Regions from separate parts of the Homo sapiens genome. Here region 1 is linked to region 2. Evidence: read pairs that join two places in POLR2A ChIA-PET (ENCODE). Cell type or tissue: IMR-90. All regions are shown on one strand. Each heading gives the region's core, and the rest is flanking DNA. Links, peaks and the distances in the headings are about the cores only. Region 1 has its middle 38 kb from the start of PCED1B. Region 2 has its middle 91 kb from the start of LINC02156.

What was found. ChIA-PET counts read pairs that join two places held together with the same protein. Peaks named below come from ENCODE experiments on the same cell type or tissue, not always from the same donor. Only the 100,000 strongest peaks of a DNase experiment are listed, where the experiment ranks them.
Region 1: POLR2A ChIA-PET joins it to region 2 with 6 read pairs; 2 of 35 experiments call an interaction of 5 or more read pairs at or near these places.

The regions. Positions count from the first base shown.
Region 1 is chr12:47,036,641-47,045,880 of GRCh38, forward strand. No RefSeq gene overlaps it. Among named protein-coding and RNA genes, the nearest start is that of PCED1B, 38 kb to the right of the region's middle. In IMR-90, for the core only: no CTCF peak of the experiment used is centred there; no DNase peak of the experiment used is centred there.
Region 2 is chr12:47,501,078-47,510,317 of GRCh38, forward strand. No RefSeq gene overlaps it. Among named protein-coding and RNA genes, the nearest start is that of LINC02156, 91 kb to the left of the region's middle. In IMR-90, for the core only: no CTCF peak of the experiment used is centred there; DNase peaks (open chromatin) are centred at 4,174 and 8,594; H3K27ac peaks cover 341 bases.

The DNA.
Region 1 (9,240 bases), core at 431-8,430, 460 kb before region 2:
GGAAAGATTCTGACTGGAAAGAAGAGGTATGGGTGTTTGTGTAGTTCTAGAGCGGGGAAAACCTAGTTTGTTGAAGAACTGGAATGAATTGCAAAACCCCCTGAAGTAAAAGATACCTGAAGAGGTGGGCAGAAGTGGAGTCATGAAGAGCTCTGTGACCTTCTAAGCCAACTTAAAGTCAAGTATTTTGTTTATGGATTTAATTTTTTTTACAGTTATAATCACAATGTCCCCAGTAAAGAAACCATAATATAGCTCATGTTGTTTTTGTTCTTAATTAGCTTGTTAACTTCATGGTACATTGACCACTTAAAAATGAGATTTATTCTTCTCATTAACTTTAAAATGTTTGGAAATGAATTGCTTAATATCAGAAAACATTTCTTATGCTTTTTGAGAGAGGAAAATAGGTGAGCGTCTATTTATTATCTGGTGATGTCTATGTGCTGGAGTCTTGGTTCTCCCTATTTCATGATTCCTGATAAAAGACTTATGCCTCCGTTCTTGTAGCCCATTCAGAGACCAGGTTTAGGCGTGAGTGCCACCAAACAAATTAGAGTTTTTGCCAGAGTATGGAATTCCAAGTCTTATTTTCAGGCCCCTAGGCATCTGTGCCAATTGTGTGAGTTGCACTAACGACTAGTAAGTGAGTGGTCATTGCTCTGCTAAATCTTGGATATACAAATTTAGGGGGTCTCAACACATGAACAGGATGGGGAACAGGCAGAGAGGCAAAGCTGTGTTTGTGAGGAACCAAGAGAGGCAAGGCTTGATTCCTGAGTTGTTTGGATATATGCTGTCCAGAAAGTGGGGTGAATATAGTACCCCATCCTGAGGAGATTGGAGCTCTGTGCAGCCAAGAGAAATGGCCCCATAACAGGTAGCCAGAAGCTCAGGGCTCTCTATTCACAGCCAGAATAGAGGCTGTCACAATCCTGGGGAAATTTGTTGATTTCTTTATTCATTCATCCAATAAATATGCCATAGAGACAGGGCAGTAAAACACACAATGACAACAACAAAACAGACAGAAAACTCTGCCTTCATGAAACTTATACTCTAGTGATGCAGATAGAATCCAGTAATATGTAGTGAAAAAAAAAATTCATGACCACACTGGGTTTACTCCAAGAATGCAATTTTGTATTTTGGTCTTATGTGAAAAAATCAGTCAAAGAATGAAAGAGAATAATTACATGTCACTTCAATAGTTGCACAAAAAAAATTAGTAAAATTCAATACCCAAGCATGATTTGAAAAAACAAACACTCTTAGCAAACTCGAACTATAAGGGAATTTTCTTAACCTAATTAAGGATATTTACAAAAGAACCTTTGATGAATATCATGCTTAATAGTAAAATGTTGAAAGCTTTCTTTTTAGGATTTATAACAAGACAAGCATTGTCTTTTATTACTACTTTTATTCAATGTGCAAAATTGAAGGACACCGAAGGCCCTGGCCAGTGCAGTATGAAAGAAAAATAAATAAATGACAAAGTTATTGGAAATAAAGAAATAAAACATCATTATTCACAAATATGATTATATCTGTGGAAAACTGTGTGAAAATAAATAAAATTTAAAAGCTCTTGGAACCCTGAAAATATTTTAGGCTTTGAGAGATATGTGACTGTGATCTGAATCACATGTAGTTACAACCTCTATTCTCAGATTATAGATTAACCTGCTTTCTTGTTTTTCTTGTTCTGTGCAATGACTAGAGAGAATTAAACAATGCCAAAGACAAAACCTCCTGCCTTCTTCATTAATGACCCTTGTTATAGATTAACTTCCCCATTTTTGTCTTGATTTGCTAGATAAGATGACAGAAAACTCATGACTATTACTCCCTCTGGAAAAAAAAAAAAGAAAGAAAGAAAAAAAAAAGTTAAATGTACCCTTCCCAGAATAAACACAGCCTATAACCAATCAAATTGCTGTAACTATGCACCAACCTTATATGGAAAAATGTTGTAATCCTCCTAAAAACTCCCTGTCTCTGCCTACATAAATGAAACCTTAAGTTCCTTACTTCGGCATACTTACTCTAGTCCTCTGCAGTTGGTGTTTCCAGGTAGGCTATCTTCAAATGTTGCTCTTGAATCAACTATCCTTAAATTAGATTCTTAACATTTTATTATTTTAGGCTGACAGTTGAAAAGAACCTACAGCCAAATCAAAAGAATTCATAAGTGAGTTTAGCAAAGTTACTAGAAACAATATTTAAAAATTTATTTGAATTTTTCTATACAAGCAATAAAAAAAACAAAAAGATGTTATTTATAACAGCTTCAAAAATATCAAATAACTAAAAATAAGTCTAGCAAAAGATATGCAAGGCCACCATGCCAAAAACTATAAGACACTATTAAGATAAAAAAAATAAGACCTAAATACTCTAACTGATAGAAAAGACTAATTCATGGATTGCAGAAATCAAATTGTAAAGGATAATTCTTCCCAGATGGATCTAGATATCCAATGTAAACACCTTTGATTATTTTTTTTTAAATGAAACTTGACAAGTGAGTCTACATTTAACTAGAAATTCCAAGGGTCAATAGCTAAGAAATGTTTTACACGAGTAACAGTGGATTCTGATTATCAAGACTATAATGCTTCGGTAGTAATACATTGGCACAAGTTAAGAGATTGGATGAGGATTATAAGGATAGACAAGTTAACCAATGAAATAGAAAGAGAGCCAAAAACAGACTTAACCACACATGGGTGCTTGATTTATGAGAAAGGTGGTATCATAGACCAGTGGGGAGAAAGGGATCTTGTTGATAAATAATATTGGGACAATTGAATATCCATATTAAGAAAAAATTTGACCCCTGCCTGACACAATAAATAGATATTAATTTTAAATTTTTAGGCATAAATATGAAAGAAAAAAGCAAAAAATATTAAGATGATACAGTAGGAGAATAGTTTCATGATTTTAGAGTAAGAAAAGAATTAAAATAGGACATAAGAAACGCTAACTATAAAGGAACCAAGCCACATACGTACATTGAAATTATTAACTTCTGTTTGCCAAAAGACACCTTTAAAAACGAAAAGGGAAGAGCAGAGTGGAAGAAAATATTTACAACACAAACAAAAGTTAAAAGTCTCTTACCTCAAATATATAAATAACTTCTACAAATTAATAAGAAAAGATTAACAATTCAGTAGAACAATGAGTCAGAGCAAATCACAAGAGGCTATTCAAATGGCCAATAAATCCTATGATGTTAAAATTCCTCAGAAACAATCAAAAAGTGAAAAACAAACTGGACCCAGAAGAGCAGAAGCCTGTGGTTGAAAGGAAAACAGAGCAGGGAGAAGGAAGATCAGGACAGTATTGAGAGGGTATACCAGCACTGGGTTAAAACAATCTGGGTGACGTTCAGTAAAGCTCCATTATTTTTAACTGGGATTTTTGGGGCCAGCCACTGAAGTGGGAAGGTTTATCCCTTTCCTGTGGGTCTTTGGATTTTCATTAAATCTTTCCCTATTCCCTTAAACAAATTTTGCCCTTCTGTCATCTAGTCCACTTCCTCTCTGTTGGTGGCTAAATGGGATCATCCTGGAGGAAACTTAAGGCTATTTCATTTCCCATTTTAAGTGCCTTTTGGGGCTGAACAGAGATCTGCAGTTGATTTGTTAGCTGGCAGAAGTGTGGACAGTGAAAATTGCAAATTGATTTTTTCTTGAAGGGTCAGCTATTGGCTCACATTTTCAGGTAATCAGTTATGATGCTATCAAATAAAGCCACTTGCAATAGTGGCCATCTAATAATAACAAATGTAGATTACCCCACACATTATTTAACTCTCTAAAACACTAGCTTGTGGCTGCAGGTACAAAACTCCAGTGAGAAAATCTTGCAAAAACATTTGGTGCAAAATCAATGATAAAATCTTTCACAGCATTTTAAGAGTAACTGTAAGAAGAAAGCAATTGTAGTTATTCATTTAATCGTTTTTCTAAATAGAGTCTACACATGAGCTGAACTCTTCATTTGGAATGAAATAATCCTTTTGAAAATTTTACTCTGCATTAGATTTTATCCCAAGTGGCCCAAGAAGCACTATCTAATATGACTAACAACCACACATCTATAACTAGTACAACTCCAACTATAACTTTGTAGGACCTATTGAAGTGGTTGACTTATGCTTATTAAAATATTAAATAAGAATGAAACCAGTCATTCTTTGGAAGATTCCAAATAATGTTGTAGAAACTTCTATTCATTTATATATTCCAAGATATCTTCCATAAAGTGGATAAGATTTTTAAAAAGATGTAAAAGGACCAATTTTGAGTGTGGCCCAACCAGACTCAATTCTGGAAATCAATTCTTACACATTATCAATTATTCATATTAATATATCATTATATATATATAACTTTTTACACTGATTTATTTATTTTATTTGACACTATAAAATAAAGCAACCTAAAATAAAGTCAGTATTGCCTTGGAGAAATATTCTGTTAATCTTTCCATTCTGAAAATGAATGCCATAGGAGAATGACGAACAACAGAAAATTTATTAGCGTAATGAAAGAAAATTTAAAGTACTCCCCTAAATGCATAGAAGTAGACTATGCCCTGAAACTGTTTTTGAGTAGAAACTTTCTGAATATTGAGTTACAATGGTGCATTTGATCTAACAAAAAAGATGAAAATATAAAGAATTAATTGTCTCAATTCCAGAGAATATTGTATATAGTTGTGTATATAGTTGTGAAAAAACTGGACAGCACTTTTTTCATATTAGTTCACATTCACAAAGTTCATAACAATACAATATGACTCATAGTTGTTCATTACTAGGACCTTGAACTACAAAGAAACCCGCAGAATATTCCTTGGCAGCTCTGGCTTCATGGATATATGACTTTGCATTCATACACGAATCTTAAGCTTGGAAAATCAGCTGAGCGCAGTGGCTCACACCTGTAATTCTAGTACTTTGAGAGGCAGAGGTGGGCAAATCACCTGAGGTCCGGAGTTCAAGACCAGCCTGGCCAACATGGTGAAACCCCATCTCTACAAAAAATACAAAAATTAGCCAGGCATGATGGTGTGCGCCTATAATCATAGCTATTCAGGAGGCTGAGGTGGGAGAATCACTTGAACCTGGGAGGTGGAAGTTGCAGTGAGCCAAGATTGTGCCACTGCACTCCAGCCTGAGCAACAGAGCAAGACCCTGTCAAGAAAGAAAGAGAGAGAGAGAGAGAGAGAAAGAGAAAGAAAGAAAGAAAGAGAAAGAAAGAAAGAAAGAAAGAAAGAAAGAAAGAAAGAAAGAAAGAAAAGAAAGAAAGAAAGAAAGAAAGAAAGAAAAAAAGAAAGAAAAGAGACCCTGCAGTACGAAAACTGAACTGTGATTTATCCATATGTTATGCCCCTCTATTTCATAAATATTAAGAAAAATCATTTTGACTGTGATTAAATGTATATATACTGAGCCAAATATTTTTCTTTCAACTATTTTCCCTTCCTTCCCCCTTCTTCCTTGGATTTTTTTTCTCCTTAACATTGACTATGGTCTATATATATGTGTGTGTAGGTCTAGTACTGAGCTCTCTATGATGTTCCATTTACCTTTCCTTGTGCCATATACAATGTCTTAATTACTATAGCTTTATAATAAAGTTTGATATTTGATCATACAAGTTCCCATCTTGTTCTTTAGAACTGTCTTGGTTATTTTTGGTCCTTTGCTAGTCTATATAAATTTTAAAATCAACTTGTGATGTTGGGATTCTAGGAGTGTTAATCAATTCATGAAAATTAATGTCAATACAATATTAAATCTGACTATCCATGAATATGGTATATCTCTTCATTTGTTTAGGTTTTATTTAATGTCGTTTAATAAAGCTTTATAATTTTTACCAGATATGGGCTTACACATCTCCCACTAGATTTTTTTTCTCTTGGATAAAATATTTATTTTTATTGTAATTTAAAATAGTATAAATATTTTTAAAGTTTTTTACTTTTTAAATATTTGTTTACAGTTCATTTTTGAGGTAAATATACATACAGTAAAATAGACAAATACAAGTGCACAATTTGTTGAATTTTGACAAATGCAAACAAACGTAGAGGTAAGAATGTTTTACATAGTATAATCTTTTTAATAACATTTTTAGCTGATCATTGCTGGTGTATAAAAATGCAATTTCCTTTTTATTTTGTAGACAATTATACTACCCATAAATAATGACCAGTTTGTTTTGTTTCATTCTAACTCCTAATTCCTTTTATTTTACTTTTTTATTCACATTACTATACCATCTAGGCCATTTAGTAGAGTGTTAAACAAATGTAGTAATAATAAACATCTTTACCTATTTTATATTAAACTTAAAATTTTTCACCATTAAGTATAATATTGCTGTAGTTTTTTGATAATATTTACACGTTTAAGAAATTTTTCTTCCATTATTAGTTTGCTTAAGATTTTCTAAACCATAAACGGATATTAAATTTTATCTAATACAATGTGTCTACTTAGCTCATTATATAGCTTTCATTCTTTAATATGTTAATGGTGCAGCGGGGTGCGGTGGCTCACGCCTGTAACCCCAGCACTTTGGGAGGCTGAGGTGAGTGGATCACAAGGTCAGGAATTCAAGACCAGCCTGGCCAACATGGTGAAACTCAATCTCTACTAAAAATACAAAAATTAGCTGGGCGCAGTGGCAGGTGCCTGTAATCCCAGCTACTTGGGAGGCTGAGACAGGTGAATCACTTGAACCCAGGAGGCAGAGTTTGCTGTGAGCCCAGATCGTGCCACTGCACTCTAGTCTGGGAGACAGAGTGGGACTCCATCTGAAAAAAAAAAAAAAAAAAAGAAATATGTTAATGGGGCATGAGTTGGTTAGCCAACTGCACAGTTTGAGGTGGCATAGTCCACGCAAGACTGTCCTCACTTTTGACAGCAATTGCAAGTTTAGGGGCTTCCTAAAACCACCTTCAGGTTACCTAATCCACAAGGACTCCTGGAACTCACTAAAAGTTGTTATAATCCAGGTTAGAGTGTATTACAGGAAGGATACAGATTAAAGTCAGTCAAGGAGGGGCACCTAGAGCAGAGTCCAGGAAAAGTATCAAACATGTAGCTTCTGTTTTTCTTTCTCCATGGAGTCCTGGACACATTACTTTTCAAATATCAAAGTATAACAATGTGCACAAAATATTGCTAATGAGGAAAGCTCAGCAGAGCCAGGTGTTCAGACTTTTTATTGAGGCTCCATGATGTAGACATGGGCGATTGCCAATGTGGCTGATTTCAATCTTCAGCCTCCACCCTCTCCAGACATGACCCAAATCCCCCACGCTAAATCACATTTCTGGTCTTTCTGGTGTAGCCATTCTCCATCTTAAATCATATTTTTAGACAATCTGGTGACCCAAGGCTCACAGCCAAACAAAGACACTCCTATCAACCATGATATTCCATCAATTTACCCATCACCTCTCAGAAGCCAAGGACAAAGACCAGACTTCTTTTCGGACAAAGTTGAATTCTTTACTATGTGTGGGGTGAATAACATAATTTAACTTTCTAATATTAAATCAACTTTGTATTCCTGAAATGAATTCAACTTGATAATAAAATATTTACTTTTTTATACATTATATAATTTGGCTTTATAAGATTTTGTTTAGGATTTTTATATCTATGTTCATGAATAAGACTGGTCTGTAAGTTTTCTACTTTATGCTGTCCTTGCCTAGTTTTGCTATCAAGATTATGCTAACCTTATAAAATAAGTTTGGGGATGTTTCCTCCTCTTCTATAACCTAAAAGAGTTTTTGTAAAATTGAAATTATTATTTATTAAATATTTGGTTGAACTTGTCCTTTAGTAATTGGTAGTACATATTAAGGAAATACGCACATCAATGGACATGTTCAGGAAAAATGAGTGTTGAATTTTATCTCTTTTTTTTTTTACATATTTTAAGATTACCTTATAATTTTTTTCTTTACAATGTTAATGTCATATATTCATAGGTCTTAAATGTTGAACCATTTACTATCTTTTTGTTTTGTGTGTTGCTGGACTTGATTTGCAAATATTTTTATGAAATAATATTTATAAGTATAATTGACCTACTATTTTTATCTTGCATTACTCTTATTTTATTATCAAAATTATACTAAATGTATAAATAAACTAAATAATTTTTTTCTTTTTTTCTATAGTAGTTCGTATAAAATAAAGATTGTTTCTTAAAGATTTAGTACTGCCATAACCAATTACTACAAACTAGGTGGCTTAAAATGCTAGTAATTTATTCTCTCACACATCTGGAGGCCAGACTTCCAAAATCAAGGTGTCAGCAGGGTTAGGTTAGTTCCTTCTGGAAGCTTTAAGGGAAAAACATTCCATGCTTCTCTACTAGTTTCTAGTGTTGCTGGCATGTCTTGGAGTTTTTTGGCTTGTGGTAGCGTAGTTCCAATATCTGCCTCCAGTTTCCCATCACCTTCTTTCCTGTGTGTCCCTCTATGTCATCTCTTCTTACAAGGACAACAGTTATTGGATTTAAAATTCAACCTAAATCCAGGATGATTTCATCTTAAGATCCTTAACAAATTATATCTACAAAGACCTTACTGGCAAAAACATGACATTTTAAAGTTTGGGTGCACGTTACTTTGTATGGGATACTATTCAATCCCTTCCAATTGCCTGAAATACAAAAATATGCCAGGTATAATTCCAAAATATAAAAGAAAAACAGTCTTGCTAAGTGAGACTTTTGAATTACTTGATACTTTGTCTTGGATCTGAGGAAATGAAGTATATTTGAGGTATAATTGCTTTAAAAAGTACTCCAGTGGATAAAAGTAGGTGAGTAGAGAAGAAAGAGTGTTAACAGCCATTAGTGGTGGCTTCTGGAAAGGACAATTACTGATCAGACCATCTGTTAATTCTACCAGACAGTTTAATGTGCAAATGTAAATAAAACTAATAACATCTCCATGGAAAATTAAAAAATGCTTAACCAACATTGATTTGATATTGAGAGTCTTCGTCTGTTTTGTGTTGCTGTAACAGAATATGCAAGACTAGGTAATTTGTACAGGACAGAAATTTATTTCTCACAGTTCTGGAGGCTGGAAAGTCTAAGATTAAGGTACCAATAGGTTTGGTGTCTGAGGAGGGTCCAGTCTCCACTGCCAAGATGATGCCTTGAATGCTGCATCCTCCAGAGGGGA
Region 2 (9,240 bases), core at 686-8,685:
AATGTCCAGGACCAGACGGATTCACAGCCGAATTCTACCAGAGGTACAAAGAGGAGCTGGTACCCATCCTTCTGAAACTAATTCAAACAATAGAAAAAGAGGGACTCCTGCCTAACTCATTTTATGAGGCCACCAACATCCTGATACCAAAACCTGGCAGAGACACAACAAAAAAAGAAAATTTCAGGCCAATATCCCTGATGAACATCAATGCAAAAATCCTCAATGAAATACTGGCAACTGAATCCAGCATTAAAAAGCTTATTCACCATGATCAAGACAGCTTCATCCCTGGGATGCAAGGCTGGTTCAACATATGCAAATCAATAAATGTAATCCATCACATAAACAGAATCAATAATAAAAACCACATGATTATCTCAGTAAATGCAGAAAAGGCCTTTGATAAAATTCGGCATCTCTTCATGCTAAAAACACTCATTAAACTAGGTATTGATGAAACGTCTCTCAAAACAGTAAGAGCTATTTATGACAAACCCACAGCCAATATCATACTGAATGGGCAAAAGCTGGAAGCATTCCCTTTGAAAACTGGTATAAGACAAGGATGCCTTCTCTCATCACTCCTATTCAACATAGTATTGGAAGTTCTGGCCAGGGCAATCAGGCAAGAGAAAGAAATAAAAGATATTCAAATAGGAAGAGAGGAAGTAAAATTGTCTCTGTTTGCAGATGACATGATTGTATATTTCAAAAACCCCATTGTCTCTGCCCAAAATCTCCTTAAGCTAATAGGCAACTTCAGCAAAGTCTCAGGATACAAAATCAATGTGCAAAAATTACAAGCATTCTTATACACCAATAATAGACAGACAGAGAGTCAAATCGTGAGTGAACTCCCATTCACAATAGCTGCAAAGAGAATAAAATACCTAGGAATACAACTTACAAGGGATGTGAAGTACCTCTTCAAGGAGAACTACAAACCACTGCATAAGGAAATCATAGAGGACACAAACAAATGGAAAAATATTCCATGCTCATGGATAGGAAGAATCAATATCATGAAAATGGCCATACTGCCCAAAGTAATTTATAGATTCAATGCTAGTCCCATCAAGCTACTATTGAATTTCTTTACAGAATTAGAAAAAAACTGCTTAAATTTCATATGGAACCAAAAAAGAGCTCATATAGCCAAGACAATCCTAAGCAAAAAGAACAAAGCTGGAGGCATCACACTACCTGATTTCAAACTATACTACAAGTCTACAGTAACCAAAACAACATGGTACTGGTACCAAAACAGATATATAGACCAATGGAACAGAACAGAGGCCTCAGAAATAACACCACACATCTACAACCATCTGATCTTTGATGAATCTGACAAAAACAATCAATGGGGAAAGGATTCCCTACATAACAAATGGTATTGGGAAAACTGGCTAGCCATATGCAGAAAACTAAAACTGGACTCCTTCCTTACACATTACACAAAAATTAACTCAAGATGGATTAAAGACTTAAATGTAAGACCTAACACCATAAAAACCCTAGAAGAAAACCTAGGCAATACCATTCAGGACATAGGCATGGGCAAGACTTCATGACTAAAACACCAAAAGCCACTGAAACAAAAGCCAAAATTGACAATTGGCATCTAATTAAACTAAAGAGCTTCTGCACAGCAAAAGAAACTATCATCAGAGTAAACAGGCAACCTACAGAATAGGAGAAAATTTTGCCATCTATTTATCTGACAAAGGGCTAATATCCAGAATCTACAAGAAACTTAAACAAATTTACAAGAAAAAAACAAACAACCCCATCAAAAAGTGGACAAAGGATATGAACAGACACTTCTCAAAAGAAGACATTTATGTGGCCAAAAGACATATGAAAAAAAGCTCATCATCACTGGTCATTAAAGGAATGCAAATCCAAACCACAATAAGATACCATCTCACACCAGTTAGAATGGCGATCATTAAAAAGTCAGGAAACAACAGATGCTGGAGAGGATGTGGAGAAATAGGCACACTTTTACACTGTTGGTGGGAGTGTAAATTAGTTCAACCATTGTGGAAGACAGTGTGATGATTCCTCAAGGATCTAGAACTAGAAATATCATTTGACACAGCAATCCCATTACCGGTTATATACCCAAAGGATTATAAATTATTCTGCTATCAAGACACGTGCACATGTATGCAGCACTATTCACAAAAGCAAAGACTTGGAACCAACCCAAATGCCCATCAATGATAGACTGGATAAAGAAAATGTGGCACACATACCCTATGGAATACTATGCAGCCATAAAAAAGGATGAGTTTGTGTACTTTGGAGGAACATGGGTGAAGCTGGAAACCATCATTCTCAGCAAACTAACACAGGAACAGAAAACCACACACTGCATGTTCTCACTCATCAGTGGGAGTTGAACAATGAGAACATATGGGTACAGGGAGGGGAATGGCACACAGCAGGGCCTGTCAGGGGGTGGGGGGCAAGAGAAGGAATAGCATTAGGAGAAATACCTAATGTAGATGACGGGTTGACGGGTGCAGCAAAGAAACCACCATGGCACATGTATACCTACGTAACAAACCTGCACGTTCTGTACAGGTATCCCAAAACTTAAAGCATCACAAAAAATAAACAAAACTATAAAAACAGAGAAGAGACACCAGAAAGTCTGCCAAAAAAAAATCTGCAACCTAATTACTAATTCTAATCTCATTTCTCAGTTGAAAAACACACTTAATTATTAGTAGCTCAGCTGGGGACTAATGAAAACTTGTCAAACAGCCGTGAAAGGAACAGAATCTCCAGTTCACACCTACATTACAGAAATCCCCTCCTCTGGCCTTTTTCAATGAGTAAACACTTATTTTTGGCAGTGTTGGCTTGGGAATAGTGTCTCTATAGAAACCACTGCCTGGGTGAACACTTTCCTTGGGAATGAGCAGCTTCTCAACGTTTATATGTCATCTTAATTGATAGAACAAGTAGATCTTTCAAGATCTCCAAGCCTTTTTGTCAGCTGGCAGGTTAAATTCTAAATTAGACGCAACACCTGAATGAGCATGCGAGCTGAGAAGCTTCAGTGTTTTCATGACAACCAAGAATGCCACGTCTCCATACAAATGTTAATTCAACTGTCATCGTGGGTTTTTATATACCATTAGTTTTATTTTCAACTTTGAGTGGAAATGAAGTGACATTTTGGGATTTCCTTTGGGATTTCAAAGCCATTTTTGGTTATTGTTGTTGTGTTTCTTCCTGTGCTACCACCCCAAGCTGGGTGCTTTCAGAGCTGTAGGTGTCGTGGGACTCAGTTCCCTCAGTACATCTCCAGAAACTCTGAGCAAGCTTTGGGGACTGGATCAAGAACAGTGAAGATCTGGAGCACCTCCCATTTCATGCCTTGGAGTCTTGACAGATTCTCAAACAGAATGCTGTAAACCCACTTTATCAGTTTGTTAAGAATAAAGAGAAATATATGAAAGCCCCCAAATGTATCACCCCAGTGCCATTATACCCAGAAATATCTTCCATTTGACACCTAAACTATAAGATGTACAATGTTATTGCTTTTTTCCTCCCTCCACCCCCCAATGTATGGATAATTGTCAAAGTTCCAGAGTACCACCTGGCCTCTGGGGAAAGTGGAATGGTAGATTGGGGGGAGGAACATTTTCTTATAGGTCAGCTATAATGGCCAGTCTTAGCGAGCTGAATATTATTGTGCCTGATATGTTTGAGTGAACCAAGAAGCAAAAACAACTCTATGCTCTGGATTGGAAATCCTAGCGAGGTTGGTATCCAGGCAGGATGATAGGAAATATATCTTAATTTTGAACAAAGCACTTTGCTTAGAATGCTAGGTGAATAGGCAAATCGCGATGCAGAGCTGCTCAGGGCTTTCTGATTCGTGGCTGTGGCACGGGTAGCTTTGGCCTCGTTTAGAAATGGCAGTTTGAATTCTCACCATGAAGTGCTCCCAGTGTTCTGATAAGAAGAGCAACACTCTCTGTTCTGAAGCATATGTTGTTTCTGCTCTTCAGGAGGGATGGGGACAAAGAGCCCAAATGAACGCACACACTTTTTAATATTTTGGAAGCAGTGTGTGCCTCTAAATTCACTTGAGGCTTGCTCACTTTTTCATTTCCTGTGTAGATTCATTCTTAGATTGGAAATGACTTCATTACCCACATATTCAGATTAATTCCTGAGTCATGCCTGGCTTCTTCTCTTAAAAACAGATAACAAATCTGGACTTTGAGAGCTAGAGCTTGACCATTTTTCAATCTGAATATATTCAGGATAAGATGTTCCCTAAAGATCACCTGCGACGGGACCACTTCTGATTTATTAGGCAGGCTGAGCATCCCAAATCACGCAGAGAAAAGAAACAATAATAATTCAACAAAATGACTACCATTTATTGTCTGCTAGATTCCAGGCATTTTGCACATATTAACCTCACGTTAGCTGCACAACAATCCTGTGAGTTAGATTTTATTTTCAGATGAAGAAGCTTGTTTCAGAAATTAACTTGCCCAGGCCACACGCAGCATGCAGTGGTCAAGCTAAGATGCGCACCTGAGTCAGACTGACTCTTGAGACAGACGGTTACATACTGCCTTATGAAAGGACTATTTATGCAAAGCAACTCTCAAATGCTGAAGAGCCGAGAAACCAAAGAAGGCAGACAAATCCAGTTTGTCTGAATTGGGTGATGTATTGAGAGAACTTACAGACAGAAGCATGGTCTTGGGTGGCTGCAAGACAGGTAGGTCTCCGTGCTGTTGTCCCTCAGACCCAAGGCCTATATATCACAGGAAAGGGGTGTATGTGTTCTACCAAGACAGTTAAAGGCAATTCTCCACAACAGGCAAGAATGCTGTGTGTGTCCTAGCCTGTAACTTGTGTGATAGCATCAAGGTTGCTTTTTTCTTGCACTAGGAACAGTAAATAAAGTAGAAACCAGGAGGCATTGACAGGACTGGGGCTAATCAGAAGTCAACATGGCGGATTGGCATTCAAGATGGAGTCACTTTTGTCTCCACATATACTAAGCAATGCTGCATCACCAGTCAATAAGCCACATGGCATGGCGTACTTTTGCTTGTACCTGTGAGTTTAGTATTTAGTATTTTTGTTTGTGTTCTAGAAGACTGTGGCTCTCTATTACAGCTAAGCCTACTAGAATCCTTCATAATAATGGAGATGCAAACACTGGATGAAAAGAAATTGAATGGTGATAAATAGAAACCATATTATGTGAAACTCAGAGAAGATATTCTTATTAACTAAATGAGACTGTAGCCTGGAATATGAGAGCCAATCCTTCGTAGTTATTGAAATGCCAACATGAACAGAGTCCTATAGTATGGTCCTTAGCAGAATTCATTATAAGTTATTGGTTAACAACTACTAGAGGAGGTTCGAATGTTTGTGAAATACAACTACAAGGGGTCAGTTGTACTCTGTGAGGTACAGTTGTTTGAAATTGTGAAACAACATACAGTTGTAACCGTGTTTGAAAGAAGACATTTTAGAAAAATACTGGAGAATGAAATCTCATTTTAAAATATCTTCCCTTAGTTTTTCTAAGAAATAGGATGAAGTATTGTAGGGCAACTGTGGCACACAAGAAAAAGGGTTGTCATTTGCACAGATTGCAGTGCAAGTGGTGCCAGCTGGATTTGCACAACAGGGGCAGCCCTCACTGAATTAGGAGAAATCCTAAGAATCTTCTCTACTTAGACATATGTGGCTTTATGTTGGTTTCTGAGCAACTGGGTAGATGATGGTGCCATTTAGTGAGATGCAAAATATTAGGGAAGGAATGAGTTTGCTTGGGGGAAAATAAAGGGTTCTGTGGGGAGGTTGAGTTTTAGAGGATGACTATGCTGTTGGGTACATGAGACTGGAGTTGTGGGGAGAGGTTGGGACAGGAGATAGAATTTGGGGAGTTATCAGTTTATGGATAATCCTTAATGCCATGAAACTGAGGAAGATGTCTTAGGGAGAATGGAGAGAAAAAAGAGGCTCAGGACTGATGTCTTCCAACATTTAGAGGTCAAGAAAAAGCAAAGGAGCCAGCAAAGGAGACTGACAAGGGAGCAGCCAGTGCAGTTCAAGGAAAACTAGGAGTTTAACGTCTAGGATGGAAACAACTGAGAAGAGCGCATCAAGAAGGAGAGCCAAAGTCTGGGGCACATGCTGCTGAGCATTAGCAGAGTCCCACTGACTCTCTCTTCCTTGTTTTTCTAAATATGCTTCCTTCTCCCCAAACCCATGACTCTTCTCTTAGTCCAGAAATACAATGGCCTTTCAATGAAGTGCCTCGCCTCTTGATTCAGCTTCCTACAATCCACACTGCATGCTATCCTGTGTGGGCAATTTCTCTAAAATGCCAACACTATTATGTCACACCCAGATTTAAAACTGTGCAATGGCTCTCCATTACCCATAAAATAGAATCCTAACTTATTAATATTTCCTATGAGGCTATCACCTGGAGCTTAACTCCCTCCCCAACAGATCCAGCATTATCGTCTCCCACACATCCTGTGCTATACCCCAATTCACCACATCTAATGTGCCATGCTTTTTTTCTTTAACCTCCATGGAGTTCCTCTTGGCTGGTACTGTTCCATCTGGCTGAAATACTTTTCCCCACTCTAGTCCTTCTGACACGTCTCAGTATATAGTTCTCAGTTCTAGAGTTATTTTCTCTGTAAAAGTTTCCCCTGATCTCCCCTAAACATATTAGACATTGTCCATTCTACTATCCCATAACTTGCCATAAACACCTCAATTATAGCACTGTCCATGCTCAAATGGTATTTCTTGAGCACTGGTTTTTAATGAGTCGCTAATCCCCCGAGAGAGAGAACATTTTCGTGGAAGTATAGTCATATAGACATTAGAACTTTTATAAAATCTTTGAGGTCTTGTTCTTTCAATGTATACGTATGGGCTTCTCACAGGAACCAAATGCTGTACATGGCACTGGGAGCATTAAAAAGAAAATCCATGGGCCCCACTCGTAAGGAACTTATGGTTTAATCATATTATAAAAAGCAGTTGCAATACACATGGAGAGTGCTATAATTGAGGTGTTTATGGCAAGTACGGGACCATTTGACCCAGCCATACCATTACTGGGTATATACCCAAAGGATTATAAATCATGCTGCTATAAAGACACATGCACATGTATGTTTATTGTGGCACTATTCACAATAGCAAAGACTTGGAACCAACCCAAATGTCCAACAATGATAGAATGGATTAAGAAAATTAAGAAAATGTGGCACATATACACCATGGAATACTATGCAGCCATAAAAAATGATGAGTTCATGTCCTTTGTAGGGACATGGATGAAGCTGGAAACCATCATTCTCAGCAAACTATTGCAAGGACAAAAAACCAAACACTGCATGTTCTCACTCATAGGTGGGAATTGAACAATGAGAACACATGGACACAGGAAGGGGAACTTCACAAACCGGGGACTGTTGTGGGTTGGGGGGAGGGGGGAGGGATAGCATTAGGAGATATACCTAATGCTAAATGACGAGTTAATGGGTGTAGCATACCAACATGGCACATGTATACATTGTAACAAACCTGAACGTTGTGCACATGTACCCTAAAACTTAAAGTATAAAAAAAACAAAAAACAAAAAACAGTGCTAACTAACCTGGCTCTTACCTGCACGTTTGGGATGAATGTAGTGCCCAAATAGTGCCAGATTACGGGCCCCTGGTCATTGTTCTGTTTTGTGATTCACCAGAGGCCATTTCTGACCATTTCCTTCAGGTGCTCAAAATTGTGAGCCATGCAGCTAGCTCCTTACATTAGGAAAAAAACCTGCTCATCCCATTTATTGGAAGCCCAGAGCGATATTACTTCAATTAAATTGATTCAGTATTTGTCAAAGTTCTCCCAGCTACAGAAATCGCGCCTTGAAACAATCAGAAGGAAAATTTAACCTGGCAAGACTCTACATTTTTATTAATATAATTTTTAAAGACAGTGCCTTATATAACCCAGTCATAATCCCTCTAGGATAAGATAGAGAGAGGGGAGGGAAAAAGACTACATTAGCTTGGAGTTGAAATCATTTATTGTGAAGATTCATGGAAAGCACTATAAAGTCAGATTCTGGCATTTAAGAAAATAGAAAATACTTTAGTATTTCCCTGGCACTAGGTTACATAATAGTAGGCACATGGTCACCCTGTCTTGTTTTTTTCTGTCTTTGCACCTAAAAAAAAGCTATTTCAAGATAATCTACTGCTGAAAAATCAAAAAGATAAAGTTCAGGCTTCAGAGTGTTATTAAAGCAGGCACTTTGACCTCTCAAAACTTGACCTCTTAGAGGCCAACTATTCTAGCTCTTCCCTCTGTGTTTCATCAGAAGTAATTGAAACATACCAGAAGACTGAGAATCTGTTCTATTTTTAGAGGCCTAGAAAATAAATCTCCATCATTAACTCATTTCCCTCTACACTAACCCTCTGAAACTTCTTCCGCATGTCCAAAGGCCCTCAGGCTTCCTTTGCCTTCCTCCAAACCTGATCAACACCATCCATAAAACCACTTCTTGCTATTGGAATGCTCTTGGCTGCACTTAACAGAAACCCTGATGTAAACTAACTCAGGAAACTTACCATATCTCCCCACAGCAAATCTGAGGTCATGTGGACTCTGGAGTTGTTTGATTTTGTGACTCAAGAATATCCTTGAGGATACCAAGCTCAGAACTTGTTTTAACTTGTTTTAATGTCAGGCTGGTAGCAAGATCCAGTACACATGCAGACAGGACAAAATCCAGAGAGAGAAGAGCCATCGCTTCTTCCTACGTATCCTCTTAGAAAAAAGAAAGCCTTTTTTGGAAATTCATCAGCAGACTTCCTTCCACGTTTCTTGGTCACAATTGGCTATTCTTGAACCAGGTATTGCAAAGAAGGACAAAATGTTCACATTCAACTGATCACAAGTAGCATAGACCACAAAGACCACTACATCTGTTTGTCCTTCCTTCTGCTGTTTCTATCTGGCCTCCGGCCCTGGTATAGGGTATGTACCCTATACAGTTTACTCCACTAATTGGGAAGAAAGATGAAAAAGAGAAGGAAAAGAGAACAAATAGGAGTGCAGGGATAGATCAAGACTGTAATTCGGTATACAACTTAAAAGTGGAAGAACTGAATTTATTGAACAGAATCTTTTCTATATTTTTTTAAGTA